Linked DNA regions of Mus musculus: region 1 is linked to region 2. The links are chromatin loops, found by intact Hi-C in ENCODE. Cell type or tissue: heart. All regions are shown on one strand. Each heading gives the region's core, and the rest is flanking DNA. Links, peaks and the distances in the headings are about the cores only. Region 1 has its middle 25 kb from the start of Gm19619. Region 2 holds the start of Areg (amphiregulin).

Region 1 (5,378 bases), core at 274-5,273, 170 kb after region 2:
AATATTTTCTTCAGTGGTGTAGTCACAGGAAGTTGTCTAGGTTCCTGAAAATCAAGCATCACCCATGCTCTGATAAACCATCCTAATAAAGCATGCAAAGAAGACAGGAAAGATGGGGGGCACCTGCTTGGGAAGAAGGAGGAGCGACAGACACAGTCAGGAATAAGAGAGAGAAGCTGGGACAGACTTGATCAAAATAAATTACATACATGTATAAATACATCATAATGAAACTCATTTTAACGCATCATTAATAGATACTAATGCAAACATTGACAGGGATTGGAAGATGGTTCAGGGGTGAGAGTGCTTGCTGCACGTGCATGAGGACCTATGTTCCCATCCCCAGTAGCCAGCCACGTCAAAACCCAGGCATGGCTATGTTCTGCTATAATCCCAGCACCTAGGGAGAGGAAGGCAGGAAGAGAGATGAAGCTTTGCAGAGAGAAATAGAGAGAATCCCATACCTTACCCTGTCCTCCACACGTGTGCAGGTGTGGGCTCTTGTGTTCCCACATGCACAAACACTCTAACTCCATACACATAGAAAAGCATTTCTAAAAGTCAATTTAGTCTTTTTTCCAATGTAGTTCAATTATTCACCCTTCTGCCTTCCTTTTAGGCATATTAGCTTAGTCCTGAGTCACCACTGTCTTACAGATATACATCAGCACTTGGGATAGAGGAAAAATGATGAGAAAGCAAGTCCTGGTGGGTACAGAGAAGTTCAGAGCATGGGCTTGCCTTGAACGTTATCTTTAAATTGTTTAAAAAGAACAAGAATTAGATGCATTTCCTAAAGGTTGTATATGACACAGTAGAAAGATAAATCCCTAATCCACAACTTCAAGTCCAGCGACTAATATTATTTAAGTATGTAACATATAAAAGCATTTATTTATTTCTGCAAAGGCTAAAGTATGAGTAATTAATTAATAAGTCTAAGAGAAGTGGTGGAGGATTTCTTACATGTTAGGAACGCCCCAGGAGTACAGGGAATAAACCAATCATGGGTCCTGTTCTCATGGGACAGATGACCCAATGCCTAATAACGGCCAGGAAGAAAGATAAGACAGTATATGAAGAACAAGGGGCTGGAGAGGAATGTGTTGGCGTTTGCTAGACAAGTTGGTTTTCTCATTTGGAGTCTGAGTGTCCCCCCAAAGTCCCATGAGTTAAAGATTTGATTCCCAGGCCATGGGTGCGTTAAGAGAAAACAGTTAAAACAGGACTAGGTAGAGCTGTCCTCTGTCTCTTGCTCCAGTTGATCACCTCAGATTTTGCTGTGGCAGCTGTTTCCTGAGAAAGGAGCTTACTCGGGAAAGATAGCATCTGCTGGTCTCAGACTCACTGTGTAACTTAAGCCAGCAATCTTCCTGCCTCATCCTCTCCAGTAGCAGATGCAGGCACATGTGACCATGTCTAATTTATGCAAAATTCTGAACACATAATTTATGCAAAATTCTGAACACAAAATTCTTCTCATTTCCCTGTTGCGAGCTGGTTCTAACATCTATGCTTTGGCTTATCCCAGGAGAGCCAGCAGGGACACGAGAGAAGCTGAGAGGAGGAAGAAGGTTCCCACCTGTCTAGAGGCTCCAGACTCTAGGTCTGGTTAGAAGCTTGCTCACTGTTTTGGGAATCTGATTCTTCCAAAGCCCCAAGTCTTCCCCCTGGTGTAGGCAAAGGCTCCTGCAAGTGGACTCAGCTCTTGTCTCTGCCTCTTTGGCTTGCAGAATCTCCCATTCTTCTGAGTGACTGACTGGTAGAAGGGAGCCTGTTTCTGCCTATAGTCAGCCTCTTTCCACTCTCCAGGCATGGGCTACACAGCATCTGATTCACTCAGCCGAGGACCCCATCTCATAGATCTCTCAGTGGGCCTGACCTCCGTTTCTAGAGCAAGGTCGGAATGATAGACACTATTGTCTCCCCCAACCTCTAAGGGAAGGAAGATGAGACCTCAGAGAAAGTCCATTAGATTAGCCCTTCAAAGAATTCTGCTGGGCAATAACACATTCACACCTCACCTGCACCCTGCTCCCATCTATGACTTTAACAGTGAAACGGAATGGATCTTAATGCACCACCATTTTGCTCCCAATCTATGCCTCCAAATGGGAGGTCATCCTGGCATTCAATTGCAAATTTGGTACCAATTTGTATAGGTGCTTTGAGCATACCTGTAATTTAGCAGAAGTGGAGCATCTCCACGATGAGGAAGAGGTCTCCTCTCAGAATCTCTAGAGGCTGGATAGTCCCATCCTCCCGTTTGTCATTCATGATCTGTTTCTCTTTCCTTGATGCAGTCAGCTGCTATCAGTTTCTATCAACTGATTTACAGCCTTTAAGAAAAAAACAAAAAACAAAAGCAAAGCAACAACTAACCACAGGTGCATCCTAGAGAAAGCATCTGGGTTAAAGAATATTTCCACATTAGACAATTTACCTCCCGGTTGGTTCACCTGATGCCACTGTCCCTGTAATTAGCTGGGATCATTGCACCCTCTTGTGGTGATTTCTAAGTGCTGCAGAACAGGATCCCATGAACTTCCACAATTCACTCTTCAGATTGCTGATTCATTGTGGTTTTGAATGGCATTAACTCTTAGCTACCCTGTGATCCAAGGAATTTCAGCCAACACTTTGCCTGAAACTAATCTGAAAATCCCATGTCAATAGCAAAAATTCTAGATTTTTACTATTTCTTGCTGCTGGCAGATTAACACAATAAGTAATTCTTTCTCAAAACTAATTATCTCACCTGTTTTTAATGAAACCCTTGCTTTTAGATAATTATAAGCTAAGCTGCACCCATAGAAAATGACACAGAGATTCTGTGTGCTCTTTTCCCATAGCTGCAAAAGAAAACATTTTGCAAAGCTTCAGTACCACATTAAACCCAAGACAATGATGAAGGATGAAGATGCAGGAAGCTCATACCATTGAGACCTCATCATAGCCTCCACCTTTCCCCTCTGCATGCACCTCATAGCCTCCTGCTTCTGCCTAATTTTTTCTCACCTGGCAATCATTTATCTTCTCTACTTGTCTCTAATTTTGTTATTTCAAGAATGTTATCGTAAAATGGAACTGTGTGCAATCTTCTGAGATTGGCTTTCGTCCAAGCTGTTGTGTGTAACAGTTCATTGCTTCTCATCACTGAGTGGTGTCCCACGATGTGGGTGTACTGGCATTTATTTTACCACGTTCTTGGTGACGGACATCTGGATTGTCTCAAAGCTGTTGGAAACACTGGTGCGTAGGGTGTTAGAGGGACATATGTTTTTAAGAGGACATGTCCATGAAAGCAATTGCTGTTTGTCACAGCAGGTGCATATTTAGCTTCCAGAGCAGCTATTGACGTTGTATTACCTCTCCACTAGTATGCCTATGCTTTCTTCCTTGCCCCTGGTGCTGATAAGGAAAGGGTAGAGATGGTACTACCACCCCCTCAGCCAAAGAAGGCATGGAAAAGATCAGCCATAGTGCTATCTCAGTAGAAATCAGGAGAGCAGTGATGTTGGATGCTGATGCTGTAACGGCTGCACTTACAAAGAAGTCTAGACCTGTGACCCGGAAAAAACTACTCAAGGTGCTATAACTTCTGCCCATGGGGACAAATCAGCAGCATCACTTCTGATGCAGTGACTTAGGTTGGAAGAAAGGACATCACCATAGCACCAGCCTTGATCTTTCCAGTTGTAAAGGTTTTAGACAATGCTGTAGCCATTACAATGGGAGAACAATAAATATTGAATAGAGGTGGGGAAGTAACAAAGTAACAAAAAGTGATGTTACCGTTGCAAAGACAATAGATATAAAGGATACATATTTGCACTAAACAAATGAGGAGAGGGCATCTTAACCCTGCACTTTGTTAGCAGCAATCCAAAATGATGCAGGCACAGTGAATGTCTCAAAGCCATAGAAATAGAATTGGCATGAAAAGACAAATCTCAATTCTGTGAGTATTTATTTATATAGGGAGGCACGGACTGATGTGTGTTCTCCCATACATTCTCAGAATGTCACCAGAAGGCAGAAGCTACCCTACCGTCCACCAACACAGGAACAGATGAACTGAATGTGAGATATGGATATGGTAGAACATTACTAAATCTTTAGAAGAGAATTTGACAACCTGGACAGATCTGGGGGGCTCTGTGTTATGTGAAGCAAGGAAATCGCCAATTGGTACTTAGAATTCCACTCATGTGAACAGAGCAGTCAGCTTCACAGAGAGCAGAGTGGTGGTGGCCAGGATCTTGGGTAGGGAGCGAGGGGAATCACTGTGTAATGGACTCAGAGTACTATTTTTGCTGGATGGAAAGAGCTAGTGGAGTAGAGTGCTGGATCATAGAGAGATAAGAAGCTAGCAGCATTTAACATCATTGACCAAATGTAAATATAGTGAAAATAACAAATTTTGTATCATATGTATTTTACTACAATAAAATGAGAAAATCAGATATATTTGCATGTGGTTTTCCAAGGTTTGCAGCTTGCTCTGTTCATCTTTGTGTTCTTCCCCTTGTTAGTGCTGTGTGGATGGTCAACTGAACCTACACAATACTGTGTGAAGTCAGCACAATGACTTTCCCTTGAATTTCCTTCTTTGAGATAATTTTAAATATTCCAGTGGGGGATTATTTTTTTTTCTTGCCTCCCTATATAAATTCTAGAATGCTCTCATCAATGTGTACCAAAAAGGATCTTTCTGAGTTGTGGCAAGAATTATATTAAATCTTGACATCAATTTTGAGAAAACTGCCATATTCACTCATCATCCAAGAGGCTTCCTCCGGCAGCAGGTGGAAACAGATGCAGGGACCTATAGGCAGACATCAAGAGGAGGGTCTAGATGGGATGTCGCCATAAATCCCTCCCTTCAATTCTGCAGAAGAGGAGGTGGAAAGACTGTAAGAGCCAGAGGGGACAGACACCAGGAGAACAAGGCCCGCTGAATCAACTAAGCGAAGTGTATATGAGCTCACAGCAATGGAAGCAGAAGGCCCAGGGCCAGCATGCATCTGCACCACGTCTTCTGCATATACATTATAACTGTTAGCTTGGTGTTTGTATGGGACTCCCGTGTGTGAGGATGAGTGGGCCTCTCATACTTGTGTCTACTACTCAAATTCTTCTCCTTCACTTGGGCTGACTTACTCAACTTCCACATGAAGATCTTTGCCTTATCTTATTATATTTTACTTTTTCACATTAAAAAGAAATTTAAAAGCCTTGACATTAGTTTTGAGAAAATTGCCATCGGTGTTCTCTAGAGCCTTACAATCCATGAGGCTGCAGTTTCTTCATTTACCTGGATCTTCTCCACTTTCTGGGTCAGCATTTTATAGTGTTATGTATATAATGCCTGT
Region 2 (5,378 bases), core at 91-5,090:
ACCCATACACAACCCCCACCACCCACATGGCAGCTCACAAAGGTCTGTATTCCCAGTTCCAGGGGAGTCAATACTCTCCTTTGGCCTCTGTAGGCACTAGGCACAAGGCACAGGCACAGATGTGGTACACAAATAGAGATGCAGACAAAACACCCATTCACAGAAAATAAAATAATGATAAATATAAGAAAAAGGATAATTAAGAAAATAGGAAGTAAAGATCTAGCTGCATTCTGAGCAAAGTCAAGTTATTGTGCCTTGTAAATAAAAGCAACATTTAGTGGCTCATTGAAAATTAAAAATTCCGTTTAAAGGAGTGTAAGAAAACAAGAATAGAATAGAACGGAACAGAGCTAGGCTAGCAACAACAACAAAAATGAAACCTGTGAGACTCGGAATGTATGTAGCCCTGTAAGCAGATTGCCTGAGCTCTGTGGGCAAGACTACATCATCCTCAATTGCAGACACCTCATCTAGAAGAAGAAAAAGAGGAGGAGGAAGAGGAGGAGGAAGGGGAGGAGGAGGAGGAAGAGGAGGAGGAGGAAGAGGAAGAGGAGGAGGAAGAGAAGGAGGTGCTGGCAGCAGAAGCAGCAGCAGCAGCAGCAGCAAGGACAGAATGGACAGGGTCTTTTTCTACCCCAGAACGGATGGGGAGCATCTTTCATCCCCATTGGTGGCCGCCCTAAATCGTACCTTCTTTCTATCCAAACTTCCTGCTCAGAAGGCCTCCCAGGGCCTTTTTCCCTTCCCGCACAGGGCTGTCTGTGATACCTACAGGCCAAATTAAACTACAGCCTCCTTTCCCAGCGTACTGTGAATCAATCCCTTTTATCTGATTTAGTAGATTTACTTAATCATATGTGGCCCACACGACTGGGCTCTCAACAAACATGGTGCTGCTCACTAAATCTCCCTCTTGGTGATTTCCCACACAAAAGTAAAGCACAGTTTACACAAAGTACTCCTTCACCAAACACTGAGTAGAAGTGAGGGCACAGTTCAGGACTTTTCTGTATCTCCTCTCCAAAAGCCCATGTTTTTGTTCTAAGAGTTTAAAACCAATAGTCCTGAAAAGGCTGATTGGGGGAGCTCAGTCAGGGAGGGTCGTGGATAAGGGCAGGAAACAGCTTAGAGAAAGTGTGTCTTGTTTTCTTTAAGCCAAGAGAAATCCATTTCTTTTTTTTTTTTTTTTTAATATTTTTTATTATTACCTATTTTCCTCAATTACATTTAGAATGCTATCCCAAAAGTCCCCCATACCCTCCCCCCCCCATTTCCCTACCCACCCATTCCCATTTTTTTGGCCCTGGCGTTCCCCTGTATTGGGGCATATAAAGTTTGCGTGTCCTGAGCTACTAGAGCATGAGAGTTCGGGGAAGTAACTGCCCTCACTTCCTTTGCAGCTAAATATGCCCCCAGTGGGGTTCGGTTCCCTCTCCTCTCCTCCCCTCTCCCCTCCCCTCCCCTCCCCTCCCCTCCCCTCCCTTCCCCTCCCCTCCCCTCTCCTTTCTCTCTCCTCTCCTTTCTCTCTCTCTCTCTCTCTCTCTCTCTCTCTCTCTCTCTCTCTCTCTCTCTCTCACACACACACACACACACACACACCAGTCTTTCTGCTAGCCCAAATAGCCCCTCACATTTGCTCTGTTGCCTGGGTGGGCCTGGAAGTTCCTCTAGCCTGGGTGCTGGAGTCGCAGATGTGTCCCCATTAGGGCTCTCTCTCAGGCTGGAAATGAGGGCCTCCCTGGATTCTTCCAATTTGAACACCTAAATCATCTTGACAACTTTCCTTTTCTATGAAACTTTCTTCTGCCCAGCAACCCTCTTCTTAAAGGTCAGTTTAGCCCTCAATCTCTTTATCAGAGCTGCAAGGGGCAGATTTCAGTGACAAACTAATTTGAATCAAATCTACATAATGTGTGTTTGAGTTAATTCATTTTTTTCTGCTTTTTACATCTGTCTTTTATTGGTTTGTAAAATAGGGGAGCACACTTATCCCCAGCAACTTATTATTGGTCTCATGATACAGCTCAGGTTAACTTCTCCCTGTAACCTCTACTTCAGTCTCCCTAAGTGCCACTGTCTGGCCACGCCCAGCTAAAACCTTAAGTGTAATTCGAGTAGAAAGACCAGCAAATACTGCAGAGAGGAAGGCCGCAGGGAGGGTGTCTGATTGATAACTAGGTTATTAGGAGTCCTTTAGCGCTTCGTTTATCCTCCTCAAAGTCTTCGGGCTAACATCACTAAGCCACAGTTGCTCTGAAAGCTCCACAAACATCCTAAAATGGGACTTTGGTACTTAATGTCCCGGCCTGCTGTCCTGTTAATGTATATGCAAAGAGTTTCTTTGGGCTGTCAGCTCCTCAGCACCACTCTAACTTAAAACACAACGCGAGTGGGAAAGTTTCTCCCCGCGTAATCAGGGCTCGATCCCCACTTCCTCCCGCGTCAGCTGGGTTTTTGGAGTAGTAACCTCCCGCCTCCACCCAGGGCTGGTCCGTGACGTCACGGGCGGTGGCTCCAGCGGGTCTATAAAAGCAGCAGGTGCTCGCCGCACCCTGGATCCCGCTTCCTTCGCTCCCTTCTGACCCGCGGCCACCGCCCGGACATCTCCAGCTGAGCCTGAGGCGCTGGCCGCTCCAGCCGTCCGGAGCCCGGCGGGCTGGGCTTCCCTGCGCCGGTGCTCGCCCGCTGCTCCGTGGTTCCGCTGCTCCCGCCGCCCGGAGCCGCTGTCGTGTTGCTGCAGAGACCGAGACGCTGCCGGCCGGTGGAACCAATGAGAACTCCGCTGCTACCGCTGGCGCGCTCAGTGCTGTTGCTGCTGGTCTTAGGCTCAGGTGAGCATCCGCCACCTCTCAGGTTGTTGCCCCTTGAATGCTGCTGCCTCTTGACATTCCCCAAACGTCAGGGAGCAGATCCCCTTAGCTCATACCCCTGAAATTGCTCATGCTAGGAGGGTGAGAGAAGCAGACGAAGTCTCTAGCATGACCCAAGGTCTCTAGCATGACCCAAGGACCAGCTGATGGAAACCTAAGAGGTCATTTTAGCCCACCCTTTTCTTTGATAACTAAGGAAACTGAGGTCCAGGCAGGTGAAGTAGTTTCTACAAAAGTAGTTAATCCAGGAGGATTTGAAGGAGGGCTCTTTGCCTTCTGTCTCCATTCTTCTGTCTAGTGATTTTATTTTTCCCTCTCCAAAGCAGACTCAAAGTGTTCAGAGGTTGAAAGCATCGCTGCCAAATGCTGTCTTGATATTAAAAAAAAAAAAAAGAATTAAAATGAAATCAAGGACTGAAGCTCAGGACTCCTCCAAGGGGTTACCCGGCTCTGAACCTTTTCTCTGTGTGATAATAATAGATAAAGACGGTAAAAACCGTTGCTCTTTGCCACTATTGGCACTACCTTTTGCATCTTATGTACAGATTCAATGGCTGTAAACAAGAGTTAAAATGTATCAGTACCGGTCAAAAGATGGCAGGAAAGCTTTGGAAAAGCGCACCCAAGTTAGACCCGAAGGGTGTAGGCCACTTAGACATTGCGGGTTACGTGATTCTGGGGGCATTGCCTTGGCAGGACTTATCCAATTGTGGAAATTAATGTAGGCGATCTGGAAAAGAAAACCCAGATAAAAGAAACTCAGTAATTTGGGCAACTGAGTTTGCTTCTTGGCAGACTGGGAAGTTGCTTCTATGAGCGACTCAGTCAAACAAAACAAAACAAACAAAAAACAAATCCCAACACCCAATAGCACACATGCAGTAACTGTTTGATATGAGGAGACACACATGTCTACACAGCAATGCTCACTTACTGAGACAGAAGTATCCGACTCATCTCTTCTTATTCTCTCCGTCCCTGCAGGCCATTATGCAGCTGCTTTGGAGCTCAATGACCCCAGCTCAGGGAAAGGCGAATCGCTTTCTGGGGACCACAGTGCCGGTGGACTTGAGCTTTCTGTGGGAAGAGAGGTTTCCACCATAAGCGAAATGCCTTCTGGCAGTGAACTCTCCACAGGGGACTACGACTACTCAGAGGAGTATGATAATGAACCACAAATATCCGGCTATATTATAGATGATTCAGTCAGAGGTGAGTGGAGGGCACAAGGAAAGCGTTGTCTGTGAGATGCGGGTTTTACCTCTGCAAAGTGGCTTCAGAAGGGAGATGGCTCAGTTTTCTAAAGGCTTTGTAGGCGTGGCTATTGCGAGTCCTCAGAGCCACGTGGAGGTTGCATCCTGAAAGTCCAAGGCATTCATCAAAACCTCATGTGCATGTTTAATGTTTGCAACTCTGGTACATAGACATAACTGTGCTCATTTTACACAAGAATTGAAGCTCAGAAAGGTTGTGTGCCGCCCCCCTACCCCCTTTCCCGCCTCTGGGAACAAGCAACTGAGTCAGATTCAGAACCTCAATCTGTTTGACTCCTGGGATGATGGTCTTTTCCAATATGCGACATGACCTCCATTCTGGGAGCATAGGTCGTCATTAACCATTCCTGTGAGCCTTGTAGCTCAACATTTGTGTCCCCTCCCCCACACTACCTGACTTAAAATAACTGCATTCTAACACAAATAAGGGGTCAGAAGGAATAATGACGAACCCTAGAAATGTTAAAGATGTATGTGTGGATTTTATTTTTATCCAAACTACTGATCCCTGGTTTGGTTGTTTTTTTGTTTTGTTTTTTCTCTCCTATCAGACAGATGTTTTTTTTTTTTTTTTTAAATAACGTTTTTTGTTTTTGTTTGTTTGTTTGTTTTGTTTTGTTTTTTGAGAGATAAAAGCTCACCACTCTCATTTTACTTTGTCATTTGGAGAGAAGAGGCCATTGATAAGTCAGATCTTGGAGGCAGGGCGAGGTGATATCAGAGTTCATTAAGGTCTCTTAAGACTTCCCTAGCAGCTTCCCTGACTCCTCCTCCTCCTCCAATGGAGTCTCCCAGAGGGGAGGAGGAATGAAGGAGGGACAGAGGCAGAGACAGGGATAAACCTCCCTTGGTGAGCATTCTATGACAATACCTTGCTTCTCAATCTTTTTTTTTTTCAATTTATTTATTTATTTTTTAATATTTGTAGTAGGAAAGGGGATTAGGTTGGACCATCAAGGCGTCCGGCAGCCTGTTAAAGGTGTGTTAAGTTACTAACAGTTCTGGAGGTCAACTTCTGGAGCGAGCAAGAGGCTAGCACCTAGAAAGAACTGCGGTGACACATGTACAAAGCTGAGACAGTTGCTGGAGCTCTTTTGGAAGGCTGTTTGCTTAAAATACCCAGAGGTATCTTGTCTGTCGAAACACTTCAGCACAGTGACTATTATTTGGCTTAGACTTCTAATCTATCTGATAAAATGTAGTGATAATTCATTTAAGACAATTCCCCTAG

What was found. Peaks named below come from ENCODE experiments on the same cell type or tissue, not always from the same donor. Only the 100,000 strongest peaks of a DNase experiment are listed, where the experiment ranks them.
Region 1: a loop joins it to region 2, with 4 times the contacts of the local background. A loop is called at or near these places in 2 of 42 quality-filtered maps.

What each region holds. Positions count from the first base shown.
Region 1 is chr5:91,305,577-91,310,954 of GRCm38, forward strand. No RefSeq gene overlaps it. Among named protein-coding and RNA genes, the nearest start is that of Gm19619, 25 kb to the left of the region's middle. In heart, for the core only: a CTCF peak has its summit at 2,515 (motif pointing left); no DNase peak of the experiment used is centred there.
Region 2 is chr5:91,137,041-91,142,418 of GRCm38, forward strand. It overlaps Areg (amphiregulin), which reads left to right and starts at 2,559. Exons shown (of 6, transcript NM_009704.4): 1 at 2,559-2,834; 2 at 3,858-4,085. The coding sequence starts at 2,774. In heart, for the core only: a CTCF peak has its summit at 2,713; a DNase peak (open chromatin) is centred at 2,481; H3K4me3 peaks cover 1,116 bases; H3K27ac peaks cover 555 bases; H3K27me3 peaks cover 1,882 bases.